Linked DNA regions of Homo sapiens: region 2 is linked to region 1. Evidence: chromatin contacts called from ENCODE Hi-C or POLR2A ChIA-PET data. All regions are on one chromosome and are shown on one strand. The core of a region is the stretch at or near the end of the contact, and the rest is flanking DNA. Distances in the headings are between cores, read along the strand shown. Region 1 has its middle 100 kb from the start of LINC02659. Region 2 has its middle 140 kb from the start of LINC02659.

Region 1 (6,358 bases), core at 3,042-5,541:
GGACACTGAGGAGGCATTTCTGTTTGCCATTCTCCTTCTCTGGGCCTGCCACTAAACCCTACCTGGACAGTCACTGTGAGGGTGGCCAGAGCGCAGAGCCCCAGGACACAGCCTGGGTGCCGGGGACAGGTGGGGCTGGAGAGGCAGAGAGAGACCACATTCTGAGTGGAGAGCCAGCCGGATGCTGACGCAGGCGGAGATAAAGAGGCGCCTGGTAGGAGGTGGGGGCGGAGTGGGGAGAATTCACAGGGGGCTGGGTGTCCAAGTAATGGGGAAGCTGCAGGTTCAGTAGGTGTTGCATCTTGAGGGCAAGAGAAGTGGACACGGCTCTCCATTCCACTCTCATCCCCACCGAGCAAGTCGAGTTCTGACGAGGCGGCGAGGCCGCTTTGGGATCATTTCATTCCTGGATGGAGCATCACAGCAGAGGTGATTCAGAGGCAAAAGACTCAGGACAGGTTCCTGGCACAGCCAGGAACCCTCGGCTTCCTGGAAAAGCTGAACCACTATGTCCCTAGTCCTTAGTGAGTGCCTATGAGGAGGGAGGGTTACGACTCTAGGGTATGGGGTGAAAATTTGGTAGAGTTTAGAATAATTTAGAAGAATAAGGATTTCTTGAAGGGGGAAAAATGAGCTATGTAAGAATAAGAAGTAACAGTTTAAAAAAATCCAAACAGGATGGAGTTATAGGTTGCTCTGTTTTGAAAACAAAATTTCGGCACCTGGGCTAAAGGTCGAAGCTGATGGATCAGAAATCAGTTCAAGGCACCAAATTTTGGGTACTCAGGCAGCAAGATGAGCCAGCAAGAGCTCAACTGTCCCTGAAGGTGTAAAACCTCAGGGAAGGAGCTGGAGCCAATTGCAGGCCCTGTAAAAAGGCCATAGGTGCCTGTGCAACTCGTAATGAGCAAAGAAGACACCTGGAGTTACATCAGCCAAGTGGTAGCTTCCAGCTCAGGACCTGAGGGCTTCAGAAAGGATTTGCCCTCAATCTACACTTAGCAGACTGGTGTCTTTGAGCACATGTCAGCTCAGTGAGTTGTATGGGGCATGTAGTCAGAGCATGTATGTGCCATGATAAAAAGAGGAAGAAAAAATGGGAAGGAAGGAAGGGAGGGAGGGAGGGAAAGGAGAAGGGGAGGGGAAAAGGAAGTGTGAAGATGAAGGTGCAATCCCAAATTCTCCACCCTGGGTCCTGCACACTGCACTCCTGTGCAGATCAGATGGGCTCATGCACCTATAGCAGCCCTGTGTCAACTGCTGAGCCTGTACCATTGCAGGGGGCACAGTAGCACTGGAGGGGCCCACCCCTCTAGATGAGTATTAGTTCCAGGAGACAGGCTTTAAGTTTAGCCACATCTTCACCCTAACAGACAGCAATCCCTTGATGCTGCAAACCCATGCAAGGGTCCTCTCTGAACAGGATTTCCTTATTGGTTAATTCTATAGGAAAGTATTTTCCCCCTAAAAACTTAAAGAAAATAATTTCAAATTGGCTGCAGTATGGAGAGAAATCTAGGTGTAATCAAGCCTAGGGCTCATCAGATGAAGAGCAATGGAAGATGCAGAGATACAGAAAGGCAGGATGGGGTGTGGTGGCCCGAGAGCCTGGACCGGAACCACAGGCTCAGCCCAGCCCTTTCCCATCCTATGTCTTTATGCAAGCTATTTATCCTCACTGTGCCTCAGTTTCTTCATCCAGGAAATGGGATATTAAAAGTACCTCTTCACATGGCTGTGAAAAGCAAATGGATTAGCACACATATGAGCTAGAACAGACAGCGTGGCATGTAGTGACACTGCACGGGGTGCTTATTCTTATCAGGTTCTACAAAGCTCTGCTTCCCAGGTGTGCTTTGCCACTGCTGACCTTTAGAGGGAAATTGACTGCAGAAAAGATGCCAATCATTAATTTCTGTGATCTCCTGCCCCCAAGCTTGCAGATCAGAGCTCAGAAAGGATTTACATGCTCACCCTGAACTCAGAACATTTTTGGCAGAACTTTTCCATCCCAAGGAATTGCCAATTAATTATATCGAGCATGCCTTGCTCTGAGCTAGAAATGTCATAACAAAGATTTTCCTTCAAGAGATGGATCAGGGGGCCTGTTTGCCCTGAAAACACCAGGGAAGCTGATAAGACATTCAATGGATGTGCTGCCCTGCAGAGGAGAAGCAGAGGAGGAAAGGGGAGGAGAAACAGCAGCAAAGGGAGGAAGAATAAACAATTTTGAAAGGCACTTCAGATTCATTTTATCATCACGCAGGTCAGAAACTGTTTTTCAGGGCACATTAGCACCACCTCGCTCTCTGCACTCTCTCGCCCGGTCCTCCATGGCTGTGGCCAAGCAGAGGCTGGGCACCATGTCATACCTTGCTCTGTTCTGTCTTCACCCACATCTGATAGATCATCAAGCACTGCTGGTTCTGTCTAACCCCGCGTGGGTTCAGGATTTCATTACCAACACATGGCTCACTTAAGGAAATCTGTCTGGCAGGAAAAGTGAGGACAGCTTTGGGTTTCATCCTAAGAGAGAAGTCAAGATGAGAGGGAAAAGCATCCACCAATGAAAAATATCTAAAATTCAGGCCAACTGCAAGGAGGCATCTTTCACCCCATCCTGGGCAAGTGTGCTCTGCACTCTGCCCTGTACCCCACATGGAGATCTGACTTTTCTCATCTCTGCATCCCCGTTTGATTGCTGCCAATCAAATGCCCCTGAGCCCACACACGCCCTGCTATCCAAAGGCGTCTTCTCACAGACCCTCTCTGTGAGTCATCTGGCTCACCCTGGCCCAATGTTGACATCCCTGTGTGTGTCTCATTTTCAAAATCCAGAAGAAAGACACTGCAACTGGTCAATATGGTGCCATATGGAGCTACCCAGCTGGGCAGGGCTTTCCCAACAGGCCACTGACAGAATACCTAAAGTCAGCTGCTTTCCAGCAGGCTCAGACCCACAGTCCTGTCATTTATAGCAATATCATGTAAAAATATATATATATTTTTTGACCTTCGGTGGTCAACGCACTCATTTATACTTCTAGCTGTGTGTACATTGGGCATCAGCGGGTATGGGCATGCAGGTAATCACTCATTAGAGGGGCAAGAGGAAGGTAAAGAACAACCAGCTCCTGAACACATTAAAGCTCTGTTGGGGTCATGTTGTATTTCATGAATCCAGACCCATGGCAAAGAAGAGTTTGCCATAGCCAGTTACAAATTGTTTCTTTTACAATGTTCATTCTTATCAGCAGTTCATGGGAGGAGTGTCTCTACCGCAACCCACCAGGGCAACCCCACACGTGAAGTCAGCATTTAAACATTGGCCAGGGATGCACCAGACCACCCAGGCTCCCACAAGCTCCCAGCCCGGTGCCCACGCTGGCCAGGCCTGTGCTGGCTGGAGCTCTGGGACCTGGATTGGGGCCGCCAAGATGCTTTGAGAGGTCTGACATTACCACTTATTTAACCATGCTGTTGAGGGTACAGGGCCAGAGTGTGGTCTCCATGGCAACTGATTGCAGCATTGCACATATCTGGAGGGAGAAGCACATTTTTAGATGGATGATAGAGGAGGTGGTCTGAGAAAAATGTCCAGATTGTTTAACTCTTTTGTGGCATTGGGAAACTTATTTAAACTTTGACTTCTTTTCCACAAAAAGGAACTATAGATGTGTACATGGATTTCAGTGGAGATTGGTAAGAGCAGTCTAGAATAGTATTTACCCTCTAGAATAGAGGAGGATAATTTGGCAAGGGGTGGCTTCAGTTTCTGAAATTGGCTCCAGTTTTAGAAATGACAGAAAGCAAATGACATCATCCCGGTGGCCTGACAAATACCTTCAACTTATTCCATTATTCTACTTAGCTCTTTAATCTTAAACAAAAGATGGCTAAAACTGTGACTTTCATAGAGTTCCTCCATGGTAATACTACATATGGGTCACTCCATTTCCTTCCTGGGCTAGTAAATACCTCTGCTTTTATGGTGAGGACTTCTGCCAGCTGTAATGAGCTCCCCTGCGTTCCCCAGGGCTGAGAGCAACTGTGTTGGCCCCTAGTGACTCAGCTTCCTGTGCACCTGGTTTCAGGTCTGAGCCCTCAGGGAGCTGACCTGGGGGAAATGGCTCCTCCTTCATGAGATCAGCATGGCTCCTCATGCCATGAGGGGCAGGCACCAAGGCCTGCCCAAGTCTCCTCTGAGCTCACAGAGGGCAGCCCCTGACTGGCTAAGCCAGCCTTATGCCCCATCATGATCATCTGGGCACAGAGCCTGGCCTTCTATGACAGGGACAGAGGGCTGCTGCCAAGAGCTCAGTCCTGGGCTGCTGTCTCTCTGCAAATGGGGAGGAAAGATGTCCTCTTCCAGCCCGTGGAAGCTGGGAAACCTAGCAGATATTCGAATGAGTTCCTAGGACCTAGAGAGCTGATAATCAGGGCTCACAGCTGCTGAACTGAGCTCCCAAGTAGAGCCTCAGCCCAGGTTGGTCCAAGAGTAAAAACAAAGCAGTCCAGAAGACCTAACTAACAGGGAGCTTAAGGGAGCAAGCTAAACTCTACAACACCCTAGGAATTAATACCCAAAATATACATCATGTTAAGAAATAGCTAAAAGCAGTCATGTAGAATTTAAATCTTATCTCACACCTCTTGGAGTAAAATCAAGGTCAGATTTTACTCTGACTTTACTCTTAGATTTTACTCTTCCTCTGTCTTACAGCAGCGAGAGAACTCTGAATGCGCTTGATAGATACAGATGGATATGATTGGTCAGGAATTTGGCAGAATGTCCGTAAGATCAATTGCATGTAGTGCATTGAAAATGCTATGTTCTGGGGTGGAACTGCCTTATTTCAGAATATATGATGCTTGAGGGCTTACAATTATCTGAAAGAAAAAACCCCAGAAATAAGATGTCAACAACTTCATTTTTGTAACCCATATTGATGACTGTGAAAAACTCTTTGGCATCAATAAAACTTGAGTGATTGCCTTTTCCAATTGTCCAAAATGAGAAGCAGACCCAAGCAGGCACATTTCTGCCAAGGGAGATTTCTCTTAATTATCCCTGAACCTCACTGGCTGCAGGGCTTGGTAAACAGCCGCAGCCTCTGCTCTCTGTAACATGACCTCCTGTATAGCACACGCTCATGTGCACAGGCATCTGCACATACATGCACAAAATGCACACCTAAGAAGAGAAACCAGCAGGACCAAACTGGCTTGGAAAGATGACGACGGGACTTGCTAGGTAAGAGTGTGGGCAGAGCACAGGATAGATGACAAATCTTTGCCAAAAGTTTTATAACATGGGACCCAGTTCGCTAAGAGGTCCTCAGCCTCCGTGTTTAGATAAATGAGGGTTTAAATTACTCAAAAGTGACTTGCCTTCTAAAACCACACAGAATTCTTTTTTTTTTTTTTTTGCAATAAAACCTCAAGACTCCCAAATCTCAAAGAAGCAAAAAAGCCATGTCCCTGAGGACTAAAATAGAAAGAGAAGGAAGCGGCAGCCAAGAACATTATTTCCAGCTCACATAGGACCACCCCTCTGTTTGCATACCCGTTATGACTTGGAAAGGAGGTTAAGGGTCCAGTTTAACCCACCAACATTAATATTTTGAGGCCAAGTGGCATCTTCCTGGAGTGGGGGCCGAACAGGCCCGTGGAGAGCGTGCGTTCTTTCTGAACCACGACAAGGCTGCAGTGCCTTCAGTGCTTAAATCCAAGGAGCCAAAGATAATTTCCAAAAGACTGTGCTTTCTAAGGGCAGAAGGTGAAGGGAACAAACAATGCTCCATCTCCCTGAGGACTGGGAAGATTATTAGGTTACCATTTCAAGACAGGAACATTCAGACATGATGTAGTATTTGGACTCAAGAGTGGAAGGCTGAACCCAAAGCAAATCAGTTAAGCTTGAATGTTGGGGAAGTGATTTCTCTTCTCCCAACTTGACTATTTTCTCCCTGTGTTGATTCATTGCATCTACAAACCTTAACACTTTTACCACGTGACTGCTATTTTTCTCTCTATCTTCCCAAGTCCCCTCATTAGAAACCACTGTTGGCCAAACAAGCTAATGAGCGGGACTGTCCTGGCCAAGCCACAGGAGAGACAATTACAGACTTTGACTGCAGGCCGCACACTCACTGGTTCTCATTCTAACCTCCATTCTCTTCCTTCTTTATCCTCCCTCTGTTGGGGTGAACATTTGGCATCAAATGAACCTAGGTACGGTTCTGTGCGCTCACTAGTGCTGACAGTGTAGGCAAGAAACAACTTTCTGAGCCTGTTTTCTCAGATGGGAGATACAACCCACCAGGGTGAGAATTAAATGAGGTGGTTAATAAGGGTA
Region 2 (5,684 bases), core at 2,239-4,738, 36 kb before region 1:
GAAGATTAAGAAAGCACATAGTAAGTTGCTGGGATGACAAAGAGATGTTTCCAAACCTAAGCCCAGACCGCTCCCTCTGCATGGACTGACCACAAGCAGTGCTGAAGGGTGGGTGGACAGAGCAACCAAGGCTGTTGACCCCAGCACAGAGTCTGCTGTGGGGGCATGGGGGAGGTAATGAGTCGAAAAGCAGTCAGTTTTGCCCATTAGAGTCAGGGTTCTCCAGAGAAACAGAGCCAATAGGAGGCACACATAGATGCAGAGAGTTAGCATGGGAATTGGCTTACATGGCTGTGGAGGCTGAGAAGCCCCCAGACCTGCAGCAGTAATCCAGAGACCTTGGAGAGCCACTGGTGCTGCAGTCAGAAGGCCAGCCGGCTTGAGAGGCAGGAAGACTTCGCATTTCGTCTGAGTCCAGAGGCAGGAAAAGCCAATGCCCAGCATGAAGACTGTCAGGCAGTAGGTCTCTCTTACTGGCGGCTGGTGGGAGGGCCAGCCTTTCTGTCCTTTCCAGGCCTTTAACACATTGGGAAAGTCAATCTGCTTTACTCGGTCCATGAATGTAAATGCTAATCGTATCCAAAAACACCCTCATAGAAACCCCCAGAATAATGTTTGACCAAATATCTGGCCATTGACACATAAAATCACTGAGGCCAAAACACAAAATGAGCTGTTAGAATGACCGAGCTACACTGAAATAAGTGTGAGTAGTTTTGAGCAGATGGTAGAGATAGAGCCTCACTGCCAGCAGGCCCAGCTGGAGGAGCAGTGAGAGGGCGAGGGCCCTGGTGCCCAGCACATGAAGGTGTGTGAGCATTCACTCAGGTTAGTGTATTACTTCCATCCACATGAGAATCCCTCCACCCTGCCCACGTCCCTGACTAGAGGAATTCCACCAGGCTATCTTCTCTCCCTGTCACAGGAGCTTCTCAGGCTGTCATATGGAAACAGCCCCACCCTTCCCTTCTGCTTGTACCTGGATGGAGACATTTGGGATCTAGGGCTTCAGGAGAGTAGAGGTTGTTCTATACCTCAGAGGGACAGATGCCCTGCATAATCCCAGGTTCTAGCTAGACCTGCCTGGAACTAAAAATCAGAACAGAGAGCCTCTTACAAATGTCCCTGGCCTCAAAACATGTTTCATTTTAAAATATAACAATAATAACAGGGCCCCGGGGGAATGTTATAAGAATGTGATCCAACTGCAAATGGGATGAATATCAAGACAATTTCCAAAATCAAAGGGCGCCCTATGGGACACTGAGTGAAATGGGTGCTCTCATTCAGCTTCTCAATTTTCCTTTTTCAATATGAATTCCCTAAAATACACATTAAAATGTAGCAGGGATAAGTATTTGTCACAAAAAAATCAATTGCCAAAACCATCACGCTGGATAGGGCATAAGATCAGCAACAGTTCAGGGACTTTGAAAGCAACCTAAATTCTTAGGAAATGGACTGTGTTTGCTCTAAGGATGTCATTGAGAGCTACATCACCTAGTGTCCTCTATCAAGACCTATGAGGAATATTTCTCTTAGGTCTCAGTACCAGAAATAGCTATGCCTGTCCTGAGCCACTGGCTTGTGCTTTCTTTATGGGCACCCTGACATGCAAATGATGTTACCTCCTTTCTTCTTGTTGCTAGGAAACCCAGCCACATGTGTGGGTCACCTATAGCAAGGTTGCAGGACATTCTGGAATGCATTTTATGGCCAGTATAAACTTTTGTCTGTCCATAGTTTCCCTATTCATACTATCCCTTTGCTAGTTTACATATGGCATTATATTTTTAAGAGACACCTTAAATCCTTTCAGGAATGAAGACAAGAAATAAATCATTGAATAAAGAAATACAAATAATGGTTTTTATTTACAAAACAAACAAACAAAAGGGGACCTAAGAATGTGTAAGTTCAATAGTGTCTGCACAATATGAGTCCACGGCAGGGGATGTTTCTAACAACACAGTCAGATCCCTGTCTGGAAGTTTGCGGTCCATTCCAGATGCAACATTTTAGGAGTGATGACCACCAACATCGGACACATTGGAAGAAGAAACGATGGGAGAAGAGTCTGGGAGGTTTGAGGAAGCACTGAAGAAATGTAGTTAACCTGGAGAAGTGTAGACTTGGGAGAACATTCTAGAAGTCTTTGGATTTTTGAAGACCAATCACATGGGAAAAAAATGCATTTATTCTGTTGCAATTCAGACAACAGAATTAGAATCAGGGATTGACAGCTAAAGACTGGGGCAGGTTTGAGATTAATATAGAGAGAAGTTCCAATCAGAATGTCTGTAGAACAAAAGCACGGGCGTGAAGGGGAGATGGGGGTATGTGAAAACAGGCCTGCATCCCAGGGGCAGGCCCACAGCGCCAGGTGATGGGAGTAGACATTCACAAAATCCTCTTTCCAGCATGTCTTCATGCCAAAGGAGCAAGGTGATGCCCCCAAAATCTTGGCATTTGAGGTGTCCCTTATTCGCAGTTAACTGTCCACTACACAATGTATTGCTTTCTAAAGGAAACATTTACCCAAGAGGAAAGGCCAGTTTTACTAAGGAAAGCGCCATTGTGAGAACCAGACCTTCCCGTGACGGATGATGGATGTGCGTTTGATTGGCCGGTAGTGCCTGCTGCTATGCAGATTCGGCTTCTCCACTCCACCAGGAGAGGGAAGGAAAACACTTCCCTCCACGCCACATTGCAGATCAAGACAAAGTTCACTCCTAATTGCAGCGGGACTGACCTGGTGCAGGATGGGCTGGGGGAATTAACGGAAACAAACCGAAGGATGACTCTGGCAGCACACTGATGAAGAAACCAAGAGGAAATGAAGCCAGCAAGGGCGCCCACAAGTTTATTTCAGAGTCGACAGAGCATGGACCTAACTGAGCAGAGCTTCTGATTTATGAAGTATTTTTATTATATTACCTATTTTATATTATATTGGCGGCTCTGCTCTTTGAGACAGAAAAATAAACAGCAGCCCTGCAAGAGCCTTTGGTCTAGAGAGAAGAATATAAACACAACCTTCCTGCTCTGAATGGAGATTCCTGCCAAACGTTGTTTCGGGGTTTTCAGGCTTCTGAGATTGGCCTTTGTGTTTAGGAAGGCGAGGTTCACACGAAATATAAACGGTCCTATTCTCTAAGTTTTGAAAAGGCGAAGAGCTTAAGGTTTGTTTGATAAAACCAATAGAAATGCACCATTGCCCACTGCTATAGGAAATGTGTGTTTCCTATTTTGTCTGTGCAATGGCTAAATAGCCCTGCGTTGGCACAGCCAATTCCACAAGTGGGCAGGATTCTATCGGCCAATATGATCCTGAGCCTCCCCGCCCTTTGCCATTCTTTGAGGAGCTAGAGCCTGACAGAGGTGCTGAGGAGGCAGCTCTGCCTCCCATAATGCATGTGTGTTTTCTTTTCTCAAAGAAACAATTCTTCCACTAGAGCAGATGCCAGTTCCAACAGAGAGCTCGCCGGGGGCCTTTCTGGCTCCTGCAGGCTGAACTGAGTCATTGTTCACAGTGAGTTAGTAAGGTTTTATGCTAAACATGTGTTATCAGCTTCCAGCATGCCCCTCCCTCAGTGTGTACCTGGAAGCATTCCTGCCTGCTCTCCCGCATGGGCACCCTAGTGACGAGGAGAGGCACACAGGGACCCTATGGCAAAGATGAAGTAGCAAGGAGTTTCATCGGCATACACAGGCACATGCTCTCTACTCTTCAGACTCATCTATAAACAAAGTGCTATTTATCTTCCATGAAACAAATTAAAAGCTCAAAGTCAGAATGTCTGCAGCCTTGTATGGAGTGAGTACATTTCACACTCAACATTCGTTACAGTCTGGGACCAAGGATTTCACTGCGTTTTCCTAGTGCAGTGCTAGCCCCAAACCTGTTCCCTGTAAAAGCTTGTGAATGATGAAGGAAAGAACAAACAAGTGAATAAAGGAAGGCCTCACAGATACAACTGGATCATGATCCAGCTCTTATCAAAACCAAAGCATGTACCAAACTAACCAAGCTCCAGTTCCCATCCCCAGACATGGGTCACAGTGAGGCTTGCCCTGTATTGTATGCCAGAATCATAAATTAGGATTCCTAGCAGATGAGAATGTACAGGATCAGCACTGCCACAGGGATGAAGTGGAGAGCAGTGGGTTTCTCAGAGGCTACAGAACTGCTGATGCAGAAGCCTAGGGACATTTTCCACACCCCTCGGAGAAACGGGCTGGCTGGCCTCAATTCCCCCAAGACCATTTTAATTGTAGTGAAAAATGCGTAAAATAAAATGGACCATCTTAATTTAACCCTTTTACAGTTTACAGTTCTGTGGCGTTAAATACATTCACATTGTTGTGCAACCATCCCCACCATCCATCTCCAGAACTCCTTTCATCTTGCAAAACTGAAATTATCCCCATTAGACAACAGCTCCTGATTCCTCCTCCCGCAGCCCCTGGAAACACCATTCTTTTGTTTCTATGAATTTGACTTCCCTAAGAACCTCACAGAAGTGGAATCATGCAGCACTTGTCCTTCAGTGACTGGCTTATTTCACTGAGCATGATGTCCTCCTGATCCACCCATGTGGTGTGAATCTGCCATTGTTTTTGTGCAGGATGGAATCAGAGCCTCGTGCACATCCCAAGAGGAGCCACTGCCACCCCAGGACCTCCATCCCTCCCAGCATCCTGGTCCTCACACTGGAAGGAAGCCCAACTCACTTTTTTTGGATGGCTCAATGGGGCTTCATTACACTGTAAGCTAAACTATGCTTACAAAAATGGGATCTTGCTATATAACTATGGAAAATACAAGCTTAAGCAAATAGGCATTTCCCTGCTCATGTTAGAAGGTCAAGTTGGTTAAAAGAAAAAAGGCCATGTGGATCAGCTGGTGGCCCAATTAGAAAGCTCAGAGACAGTCCAAGCCCTTGTTTTCATTATCCCAAATGAGGAAACGCGGCAGCTGGAGCTGTGTATAGCCCCAGGGCCTGGGAACAACACTCAGGCCATCTGGATTCCCCACGAAGGAAAAGCTCCGCCTTTTAGTCTCTGAAGCTGCAGGATTGAGGAGATTCGCAGAGGAAATGTGTGTTTCTGTGGTCTTGGGCCCCTCCGTCACCCACCCAGCCACTTGGGGCCCAGATAGAAATGATGGTCAGTGGGGCAGACCAACAGCCTTCTAACTACATTCCCCAGCATGCCCTCTTTTTCCTTTCCTTCTTTGAGGGAGTCCTTAAATTTCTGCTAGCTGAAGTGGCAAAAACTCCCTCGCATACCCTTACTCTGTTGCCCTCGCTGAGCAGCTGACCAAGGGCAGCGTTGCTGATCACAGACAGATAGATGGCCGAGCGAGTGGAGGAAAGCCTGTCCAACCCCAGCCCCCTCTGGACCTCAAGCGGCCTGTCTAGCCCTGGAGTGCTGAGAGTCACAGCATTTAAACACCAGGGCAGCAAGTTCTGGTGCAACGGCCTGACCCCACGTAGTCCCTGGCTCCTCTGTGAGCCATCCCCAGGGGATAGGCAACTAGCATCTAAGACCCAGGGCCCTGCTGTCCCCCTTGGTTTAAGCTTTGAGTGAGAGGATGACAGGAACAAACACCAGGGGGAGAAATGAGGCAGGGAGGACCTGCCTGCCGGTGCCCAGGGAGCGCCCAGGAGAAGGATCATAGC

Evidence for each region. A loop is a pair of places that touch in the nucleus more often than their neighbours do. ChIA-PET counts read pairs that join two places held with the same protein, here RNA polymerase II (POLR2A). Pooled maps may share reads with other maps.
Region 2: a loop to region 1 is called in a map with no recorded cell type, with 15 times the contacts of the local background. The contact joins two enhancer-like sites. A Hi-C loop is called at or near these places in 1 of 37 single-sample maps with no recorded cell type and 2 of 50 pooled maps. POLR2A ChIA-PET finds 5 or more read pairs at or near these places in 1 of 52 experiments (GM12878).

What each region holds. Positions count from the first base shown.
Region 1 is chr10:44,008,877-44,015,234 of GRCh38, reverse strand. No RefSeq gene overlaps it. Among named protein-coding and RNA genes, the nearest start is that of LINC02659, 100 kb to the right of the region's middle. RefSeq lists enhancers at 1-44, 4,339-4,418. Within about 2 kb of position 4,291, at least 5 of the 41 ENCODE cell types and tissues checked have a DNase peak (open chromatin) inside an H3K27ac peak, as active enhancers do.
Region 2 is chr10:44,044,540-44,050,223 of GRCh38, reverse strand. No RefSeq gene overlaps it. Among named protein-coding and RNA genes, the nearest start is that of LINC02659, 140 kb to the right of the region's middle. RefSeq lists an enhancer at 1,013-1,182. Within about 2 kb of position 3,488, at least 5 of the 41 ENCODE cell types and tissues checked have a DNase peak (open chromatin) inside an H3K27ac peak, as active enhancers do.